Regions from separate parts of the Homo sapiens genome. Here region 2 is linked to region 1. A link is a loop called in an ENCODE intact Hi-C map of the cell type or tissue named here. Cell type or tissue: mammary epithelial cell. All regions are shown on one strand.

Region 1 (5,000 bases):
GAGAAAAATCTCAGGTATTCGTTTGGATAGAGTCATGAAGGTAAGGCAGCAGTTTATGTAGTACTTGTTTTTCTCAAGAGTTGTTATTTCTTCTTTTTTTTCTAGAGAGACAGGATCTCACTCTGTCACCCAGGCTAGAGTGCAATGGTGTGATCGTGGCTCACTGCAGCCTCTGCCTCCTGAGTAGCTGGGACTACAGGTGCATGGTGACACCTGGCTAATTTTTAAATTTTCTGCAGAGATGAGGTCTTGCTATGTTGCGCAGGCTAGTTTTGAACCCCTGGGCTCGAGCAATCCTCCTGCCTTGGTCTCCCAAAGTGCTAGGATTACAGACATGAGCCACTATCTGTAATGCGCCCATCTCTCCCTTCCCTCCTTCCATTCACTGTTTAATTCATTCCCATCTAACGTCTTTCCTTCTGAAACCACTGAAACACAAATACTAAAATCACAAACAATCTCTATATATGAAGTTTAACCCATTCTCATCCTAAATGACTGCTTAATAGCATCCAACACAAGTGACTCACTTCTTCCGTTCTAAACACTCTGGATTCTAGATTTTCTCTCAGCAACTACTTCTCAATCTGTCTACAGATCCTTCCTCCTGCAACTGTTTAATTGATGGAGTTCCTCAGAGCTCATGCACTCTACTTTCTTCCAAAATCTCTTGCAAAGTGCTCTTATACATAGCCAATGCTATGAATACAATATGTATTCCGATATTTCCTTAACTTATATTACTAATCTACAGTTTGTCTCTGGGATGCAGGCAATATATCATATGGTCTACTTAATACTTCCATGTGAATAAGTAATAAGCACCTCAAACCATAATGTTTGTTTATTGTCTACTTTCTCCACTAAAATGTAAGGCCCATAATGCTTTGGATCTTGTCTATTTTGTTCACCATTGTGAACAAAATGCTGTATGTCATACAGCACTTGGTTCATAGCAGATGCTAAATAAATATCTCATAATTAAATTGGTAAGTTGTTTTATAACAGTAATACATCTACTTCTGAGTTCCTTTTTGTATATATAAAATAAAATATTTAGTAGAAATCTTTTCAAAAACTTATAGAATTGTATTCTTAAAAGTCTGGGTTGTGGCTGGGCGCGGTGGCTCACGCCTGTAATCCCAGCATTTTGGGAGGCCGAGGCGGGCAGATCACGAGGTCGGGAGATTGAGACCATCCTGGCTAACACGGAGAAACCCTGTGTCTACTAAAAATACAAAAACAAAATTAGCCGGGCGTGGTGACAGGTGCCTGTAGTCCCAGCTACTCAGGAGGCTGAGGCGGGAGAATGGCATGGCAGGAGGTAGAGCTTGCAGTGAGCCAACATCACGCCACTGCACTCCAGTCTGGGTGACAGAGCGAGACTCCGTCTCAGAAAAAAAAAAAAATATGGGGCGGGAGAGGGGTGGAGCAAGAGAGCTGAATAGACAGCTTTATTGATCATCAGCCCTGCAGGAACACCAAATTTAACAACTATCACAAAAACGGCACCTTCATAAGAACCAGAAATCAGTACCAGGTTTTAACTTCAGACCACCGAAAGAGGCACCAAAGAGGGTAGGAAAGACAGTCTTGAATTGCTGATGCCACCCCTCCTCCACCTCCTGGCAGTGGCCATGGGCCGCAGAGAGAATCTGTGTGCTTGGGAAAAGAAAAGCACAGCAATTGTGAGACTTTGCACCGAATTCAGTGCTGTCCTGTCACAGGGGAAAGTAAATCGGGCTGAGGCCAATGCCCACTCACAGAAGGAACATTAAGACCAGCGCTAGCCACAGAGGAATCGCCTAAATGCCTATCCCCGTAGTGGGAACTTGAGTTCTGGCAAGCCTTACCACTGCGTGCTTAAGTGCTCTGAGGCTCTAAATGAACTTGAAAGGCACTCTAAGCCACAAGGACTGCAACTCCTGGCAAGTCCTGGTGCTGAGCTGGGCTCAGAGCCAGTGGACTTGTGGGGTACATGACCTACTGAGACACCAGCCAGGATGGCTAAAAGAGTACTTGCACTATCCCTCTCCCAACGCCAGGCAGCACAGTCTGCAGCTCCAAAAGAGACCCCTTTTTTCCACTTGAAGAGAGGAGAGGGAAAAGAGGACTATATCTTGCATATTGGATACCAGCTTCAGCCACAGTAAGACAGAATAAGGGAGGAGACCACCCCTCATATTGTCTTATGCCCAATTTCTGCCTCCAAAGAGAGAAGTAAAAACTAAAAGGCAGAAATGAAATCCACAAGCAGACAGCCCGGCACCACACCCTGGGCCTGGTAGTTAAAGATCAACCCCTGACCTAATTGGTTATTTGCATAAAAAAAGCACTGTGAAGATCCCTGTCCTATTCTGTTCCGTTCTAATTACCAGTGTATGCAACCCCCAGTCACGTACCCCCTGCTTGCTCAATCAATCACAACCCTCTCACGTGGACCCCCTTAGAGTTGTGAGCCCTTAAAAGGGACAGGAATTGCTCACTCCAGGAGCTCTCTTGAGACAGGAGTCTTGCCAATGCTCCCAGCCAAATAAACCCCTTCCTTCTTTAACTCGGTGTCTGAGGGGTTTTGTCTGCGGCTCTTCCTGCTACAAGAACACCAGGCAGTCATGAGACCCCCATTCCAGGCCCCAGCTAATGGATTTCTAGGTATACCCTGGGGCAGAAAGGAACCTGCTGCCTTGAACAGAAGGAACCAGTCTTGGCAGGATTCATCACCTGCTGACTAATGAGTCCTTGGGCCCTAAATAATCAGCAGCAATACCCAGGTAGTACGCCATGGACCTTGGGTTAGACTACAGGATGAGTTGGCTTCAGGTGAGACCCAGCCCCTTCCCCGCTGTGGTGGCTAAGGTGAAAGACTTCTCGTGCTTGAGTAAAGCAGAGGGAGAAGTAAAAGGGGCTTTATCTTGCAATTTAGGTACCAGCTTGGCCACAGTGGGGTAGAGCACCAAGTAGGCTCTTGGGGCTCCCAGTAAGAGGACTTGGCTCTAGGACAGCATTTCCGGATCTGCACTGGGCCAGAGGGGAGCCCACTGCCCTGAAGGGTGAGTCCCAGGGCCTGGCAGCATTCACTAAAAACTGACTGGAAAGGCCTTGGGCCCTCAATGAACATCAGCAGTAGCCTGGCAGTAATCCCCATGGGCCTGTGGTGGTGGCCATGGGGTGAGGCTCCTCTGCCTGTGGAAGAGGCGAGGGAAGAGTGGGAAGGACTGTGTCCCATGGTTTGAGTGCTAGCTCAACCACAGTAGAACAGAATACCAGGCAGAAAAGTAGGCAGATTTCTAAGGTTTCTGACTCCAGTCCCTAGTGACCAGACAGCATCTCTAGACCTACCCCGGGGCCTGGGGGAACTTGCTGCCCTGAAGGGAAGGACAAGGGCCTGGCTGGCACCTACATTAAAACAAACAAACAAACAAAACAAACTAAAAAAACTTCAAATAAACAACCTAAAAATGCATCCTAAAGAACTAGAAAACTAGTTTCTAGAAAACTAGAAAACTCCAAATTAGTAAAGGCAAAGAATAAAGATCAGAACAGAAATAAATAAAAGTGAAACAACACAATACAAAAAATCAACAAAACAACAAGTTGATTTTTTGAAAAGACAAATAAAATTGACAAACCTTTAGCCAGACTATGAAAAAAAGACAAAAGACCTAAATAAACAAAATCAAAGACGTAAAAGGAGACATTAGAACTGATACCAGCTGGGTGCGGTGGCTCATGCCTGTAATCCCAGCACTTTGGGAGGCCAAGGTGGGTGGATCACGAGGTCAGGAGTTCAAGACCAGCCTAGCCAAGATGGTGAAACCCCGTCTCTACTAAAAATACAAAAATTAGCTGGGCATGATGGCACGTGTCTGTAATCCTAGCTACTTGGGAGGCTGACGCACAGAATTGCTTAAACCTGGGAGGCGGAGGTTGCAATGAGCTGAGATTGCACCACTGCACTCCAGCCTGGGCAACAGAGCAAGACTCTGTTCAAAAAAAAAAAAAAAAAAAAGAACTGATACCCCAGAAAGTCAAAGGATTATTAGTGTCTACTATGAACAACTACATCCCAATAAATTGGAAAACTCAGATGAAATGGATAAATTCTTAGACACATACAACCTACCAAGATCAAACCATGAAGAAATCCAAAACCTGAACAGATAAATAATAAGTAATGAGATCAAAGTGATAAAAAGCTTCCCAGCAAAGAAAATCCTAGGACCCAATAGCTTCACAGCTGATTCTACCTAACATTTAAAGAAGAACTAATACCAATCCTTCTCAAACTATTCTGAAAAATAGGAGGGAATATTTCTTCCAAACTCATTCTCAAAGGTGAGTAATCCCCTGACATCAAAACCAGACAAAAGACACATCAAAAAAAGAAATCTACAGGCCAGTATCACTGATGAATATTAATGCAAAAATCCTCAATAAAGTACTAGCAAATCAAATCCAACAACACATTAAAAAGATCATGCATTAAAACCAACCAAGTTGTTGCATAGAGCTGATAAATTTCTCTGAATAGACATAGAAATTGATTCTCCCAGTCTTAACACTTGAAAAAGTTTCATTTGTCTTATCCAAGTTCCTTTCTCAGGAAACCACCCATCAGGCCTCCCAGAGTATGAAGGAGCTGAAACTTACCAGATCACTGCACCTGGACAATGAGAGTTCAAATCCCCCACCCATCATGATTGCCTAACCGACCACCTACTTCCTGTTGACCAACTTCTTTTCCTCACCCCTCCCTAACGCTTGTTTTCCCACACATGGTTACATTTCTTCCCTGTATATAAACCCCTAATTTTAGTTGGCCATGGAGATGATTTGAGACTGATCTCCCATCTCCTCAGCTGCAGGCACCCAATTAAAGCCTTCTCCCCTGGCAATAACTGTTGTCTCATTGACTGGTTTTCTGTCCAGTGAGCAGCAGTACCTAAACAGAATCCCTGGCACTTTGGCAACAGAACCAGAACCAGACAAAGACTTATCAA
Region 2 (5,000 bases), 150 kb before region 1:
TCTAGTAGGCAGAACCAAATTCGGCATATTGTAAGAGCTCTGGTCTTCCAGCCAGAATGCCTGGTTTCTGATTGCAGCTGTTACTTCCTAGCTGTGTGTTCTTGGAGAAGTTACTTGATCCTCCTGTGCCTCAGTCCCCTTGACAGTAAAATGAAGATGATGGTAATAGTATCTGTCCATGACTAAATGAGTCACTCCACAGCCCAAGGCAAATGCTCCATCAGTGCTCAATACTATAATTGTGATCATGCTGGTGTTAAGCATCCAGGTTTGGGGTTAGGATCTATCTAGGAAATGATTCCTGACAAAGTTTTCAGAGATCCTGGAATCCGTTGATGAGGGTGGTTGCAGTGTCTCCTCTCTAGAATATTTTAGAAAAGAAAAGGCTAAGAGGCTGGACCGGGTGGCTCATGCCTGCAATCTCCGCACTTTGGGAGGCTGAGGAGTGTGGATCACTTGAGCCCAGGAATTTGAGACCAGCCTGGCCAACGTGGTGAAACCTTGTCTCTACTAAAAATACAAAAATTAACCCAGGATGGTGGTGCGTGACTGTAGTTCCAGCTACCTGGGAGGCTGATATGGGAAGATTGCTTGAGCCTGGAAGGCAGAGGTTGTAGTGAGCACTCCAGCTTGGGTGACAGAGTAAGAACAAGAAAAAGAAAGAAAGAAAGAAAGGAAAGAAAAGGAAGAGAGGGAGGGAGGGAGGAAGAAAGAGAGAGAGAGAAGGAAGGAAGGAAAGAAAGAAAGAGAAAGAAAGAAAAAGAGAGAAAGAAAAAGAAAAAGAAAGAAAGAAGAAAGAAAGAAAGAAAAAGAAAGAAAGAAAGAAAGAAAGAAAGAAAGAAAGAAAGAAAGAAAAGAAAAGAAAAGAAAAAAGAAAAAAAGATGCTAAGGGATAGTTATCTGGCTAGCCTTAGCTAGTGATAGAAGGAACGGATGTTCTAAAGATACTAGTAAACCGTAATGTCCACACATGGATGCATCTAATCCTTACCACACACCAGTGGGGTGGGCAGTATGATCCTCATTTGACAGGTAACAAGACGGACTGGATGAATGAATGTTCCACAGCTAGATCTGTTCCTACTCCTAGAGGATAATAAATGGCAAGACTGGACTTTGAAATCAGGATGTGGCTTTGAATTCTGGGTGGGATAACTCCTAGATATGTGACCTGGAACAAGCGTGTTGCCTCATGTTTTTTCAATAGTGCTTGGCATACAAGAAGTGTTCAACAGCTGGCCCAGTGATAATCTAGAATCAGTGCAGCACAGTGGGGAGGGGGAATCTTGTAACCTGGGTTCTCACCTCAGCGTGTGATCATGGGGTAGAGAGCTTTGAAACCTGCTTGAACTTCAGTTAACTCATTTGTAAAACGGGAAGAATAGCACCAACTTTGGAAGATCATCCTGAGCTTAACGCTGTAGGAGGTAGAGGTCAATGTGAGTGGACGGTGGAGCCAGGACTGTAGCCCAGGTCTTTCGGGTCATGCTGTGTGCTCTTCCACTTCCCTGCCTCACTGCACAAATGCGCTCCCCACGCCCACGGACGCCCCAGGGGCGCCAGGCGCTGCTCTAGGCTGAGACTCAGCCGACTCAGACAAGGGCCCTGCCCTCTCGCCCTATCTCATCCTGGAGAAGAGTACCCTCTTCTTAGAACAAGCATCTCACTTCCGTGCACTTCAACTTCGTTTGTGGCAGTGCAGGGTACTTTGCAAAGCTAAAAAGTAGTTTATGCGAAAGGGAGACTCTTTTTCCTTAGAGGATTTGCCAAGTTGTAATCACAAATTCTTTTTGAGATACACGTACATTTTTTTAAAGCTAAATAAGATTTCCCCCCAGTTTTATAACTCAAGAATGTATTTTCTCAAGGACTTGGGAGTCATCTCTTTGAAATGTCATCCCCGTCTCCCAGTTTTGTGGGAGGGTAGGAGCCCAGCTACCAGAGAGCACCTGGCTTCAAATTGTAAACCTACCTCCTGTCATAAAGGTATGAAAATTCATTTTTCCTTTGGATAAAGGCAATTAGCAAACGCAAATGGCCACTGCATTTACCAATGGCCACTCCATCATCAGGCGAATTTAGGATGAACTCTGCGACAAATGGTGTAGTGGAGTCCCCTCCCCGGAGGGCTGTCTCGTTTACCTCGGGAGCATGCGTGGGGTAGGTTGCATCCTCCCGGCTGTTTGATACAGGCTGAGATTTCTGTCTTTGCAGCCTATTTGGCGGATTGCTTGTGATGCACATCACATGCTGGTTTTGTTTTGTTTTGTTTTGTTTTGTTTTGTTTTGTTTGAGACGGAGTCTCGCTCTGTTGCCCAGGCTGGAGTGCAGTGGCGGGATCTCGGCTCACTGCAAGCTCCGCCTCCCGGGTTCACGCCATTCTCCTGCCTCAGCCTCCCGAGCAGCTGGTACTACAGGCGCCCGCCACCACGCCCGGCTAATTTTTTGTATTTTTAGTAGAGACGGGGTTTCACCGTGTTAGCCAGGATGGTCTTGATCTCCTGACCTCGTGATCCGCCCGCCTCGGCCTCCCAAAGTGCTGGGATTACAGGCGTGAGCCACCGCGCCCGGCCTCACATGCTGGTTTAATGTTTGTTCAAGACCCAAACTGCAGTGGAGTTTTGAGGGTTGGCAGGTTTGTTTTTCATCACACGTCCCCGACAGTACAAACCGGCGTAGCTGGACAGGGCCTTGGGAGAATTTGGACAGTGGGAGTAAGGACGAGCGTCGCCTCCTACGCCCGCGGCATCTGCAGCAAGCGCGCATCGCGCACCCCAGGGTAGCAGCGCAGGTCTGGGGCTGCGCCACAGCCGCGCCCGCAGAGCTATTTTTAGCCGCTGCAGCCAGCCTAGCCACCAGACGGGGTGGGCGGCATCCAAGGGCGCCCCGCCCATCGAGGCCCCGCCCACGCCGCGCCCGGAGCCGCGCGGCCCGAAGCACCCGGCCCGGATCGCAGAGCCCGCGCCCTGCGCCGGCGGCAATGAAGATCTGGAGCTCGGAGCACGTGTTTGGGTGAGGCCGGGCTGAGGGCCGCGGTGGGGCCGTCCAGACGCCGGCTCCTGCTCCCGAGCCCGGCTGGAGCGGTCCAGGAAAGGCCGGACCTCACAGCGGGCCTCGCGGAGATCCCCGCCCCGCGCCGGCCGTTCCCAGACCGCAACTTCGGCGTCCCGGAGAGGGCACGCGCGCTTCCCCGGGACCGCGGTCTGGGCGAGGCTCTGCGCCGGGTACGGCCTCTCCCCCGGCGTGCGCAGGGGCCTGGCTGCAGGCACAGAGGCCCCGCTGGTGGTCGACAGCCAGGGCGGGGGCAGCCGGAGCGGGGGCGGCCGGGGCGGGGGCGGCCGGAGCCGGGGGGGCGGCCGGGGGCCTGGCGCTCGCTGCTCTCCTTGGGGTCGGGAGCAGGGCAGGGGAGAGGCCTGCAAGCTGGCGCCTTTGCTGAGATTGTCATAAACCTTCCGCGCGTTTCACGGAGGGCCCACGGCGGGCTGTGAGCTCTGGAGGAAGCTAAAGGGGCAGAAGGCATTTCGGGGGCCCTGGCTCTGAACTCACTTGTAGGCATGGAAGGCCTCCAAGCTAGCGTGGAAAACCTCGAACTGTTTAAAAATGCTCCCCCGGCACACGGATGGAAGTGGAGGTCATTATCTTAAGTGAAGCCAGGCCCAGAAAGACAAGTATCGCATGTTCCCACTCCTAAGTGGGTGCTTAAGAATGTGTTCACATGGATGTGGAGAGTGGAACGTCAGATGATGGAGACTCTGAAGGGTGAGGGGGTGGGTGCAGGGAGGATAATGAGAATTGCTTAATGGGTGCAAGACACCTTCCCGGGTAATGCATACCCTAGAAGTCCTGACTTGACCACTACGAAATTTATGCATGTAACGAAATTGCACATATACTCCATAGAATTGTGCAAATAAAAAGAAGAAAAAAGTGCCCTCCTAACCTAAGTGGTATCTTTTCCTTAAGTCAGTGATCTGTGACACACTGAAATTATTCTTTAATGTTTATTTACAGCAACAAAGATTTTTTAATTATCTGACCTCACTTAAGCATTAAATATTTTATTTTGGGGGGAAAAAAAGTACTGCGTGGAAGGAAATTGTCATCCTTTGACTCTTTTTATTTATTTTTTTCGAGACAGAGTCTCATTCTGTCACCCAGGCTGGGTTTTTTTTTTTTTTTTTTTTTTTTTGAGACATAGGCTCGCTGGGTCACCCAGGTTGGAGTGCAATGGCGCGATCTTGGCTCACTGTAACCTCCCCCTCCTGGGTTCAAGTGATTCTCGTGCCTCAGCCTCCTGAGTAGCTGGGACTACAGGTGTGGGCCATCACGCCCGGCTAATTTTTGTATTTTTAGTAGAAACAGGGTTTCGCCATGTTGGCCAGGCTGGTCTCGAGCTCCTGACCTCAGGTGATCCACCCGCCTCGGCCTCCCAAAGTGCTGGGATTATAGGTGTGAGCCACCGTGACTGGCCTGACTTTAAACATGTAAAATTATAATAAAAATATATCAAGTGGTTTCAAAACCTCTGAAATTATTTTTCATGAAGTCTTTAGACTTGATGGGATCTAATTTTTTGTATGGCTTGCAGTGTTTCTCAAGTGGGTTTCCATCAGCAACAAGGATGGGGGCATCACTGAGCCGTCTGGATGCTGTGGACAGTTAAGTCATTGCATACCAGGAGTGCCAGGTGGTTGGGGCTCAGTTTTCTCATGGAATGGCCGAGGTCTGCCCTAGAGGTTTGTGAAATGTCTGTGGACAAGCACAAATGAATAGCTAGCTGTGAAAAATCACAGTTGATGCTTTTGAAAATTGTTGCAGCTGCTAACTCCCATTTATTTTTTTTAAGCTTTACCGAAGGATACTTTACATACCATAAAATTATACACATTTTAAGTGTATAATTCATTAAGTTTTGCTAAGTATGACCATCACACACACAGTCCAGTCTTAGAACACTTCTGTCCTCCTGCAGAGGTGCCCCATGCTCATTAGCTTCACAT

The links. Hi-C counts contacts between places; a loop is a spot of excess contacts. Peaks named below come from ENCODE experiments on the same cell type or tissue, not always from the same donor. Only the 100,000 strongest peaks of a DNase experiment are listed, where the experiment ranks them.
Region 2: a loop joins it to region 1, with 2.6 times the contacts of the local background. A loop is called at or near these places in 4 of 110 quality-filtered maps.

The regions. Positions count from the first base shown.
Region 1 is chr18:12,550,308-12,555,307 of GRCh38, forward strand. The region is part of intron 2 of SPIRE1 (spire type actin nucleation factor 1); the gene reads right to left. Among named protein-coding and RNA genes, the nearest start is that of SPIRE1, 110 kb to the right of the region's middle. In mammary epithelial cell, a CTCF peak has its summit at 2,041; DNase peaks (open chromatin) are centred at 1,924, 2,744 and 3,927.
Region 2 is chr18:12,404,996-12,409,995 of GRCh38, forward strand. PRELID3A (PRELI domain containing 3A) reads left to right here and starts at 2,934. Exons shown (of 7, transcript NM_001142405.2): 1 at 2,934-3,012. The coding sequence starts at 2,981. RefSeq lists enhancers at 2,333-2,994, 2,995-3,654, 3,512-3,761 and a silencer at 2,732-3,311. In mammary epithelial cell, no CTCF peak of the experiment used is centred here; a DNase peak (open chromatin) is centred at 2,926; H3K4me3 peaks cover 1,297 bases; H3K27ac peaks cover 1,121 bases.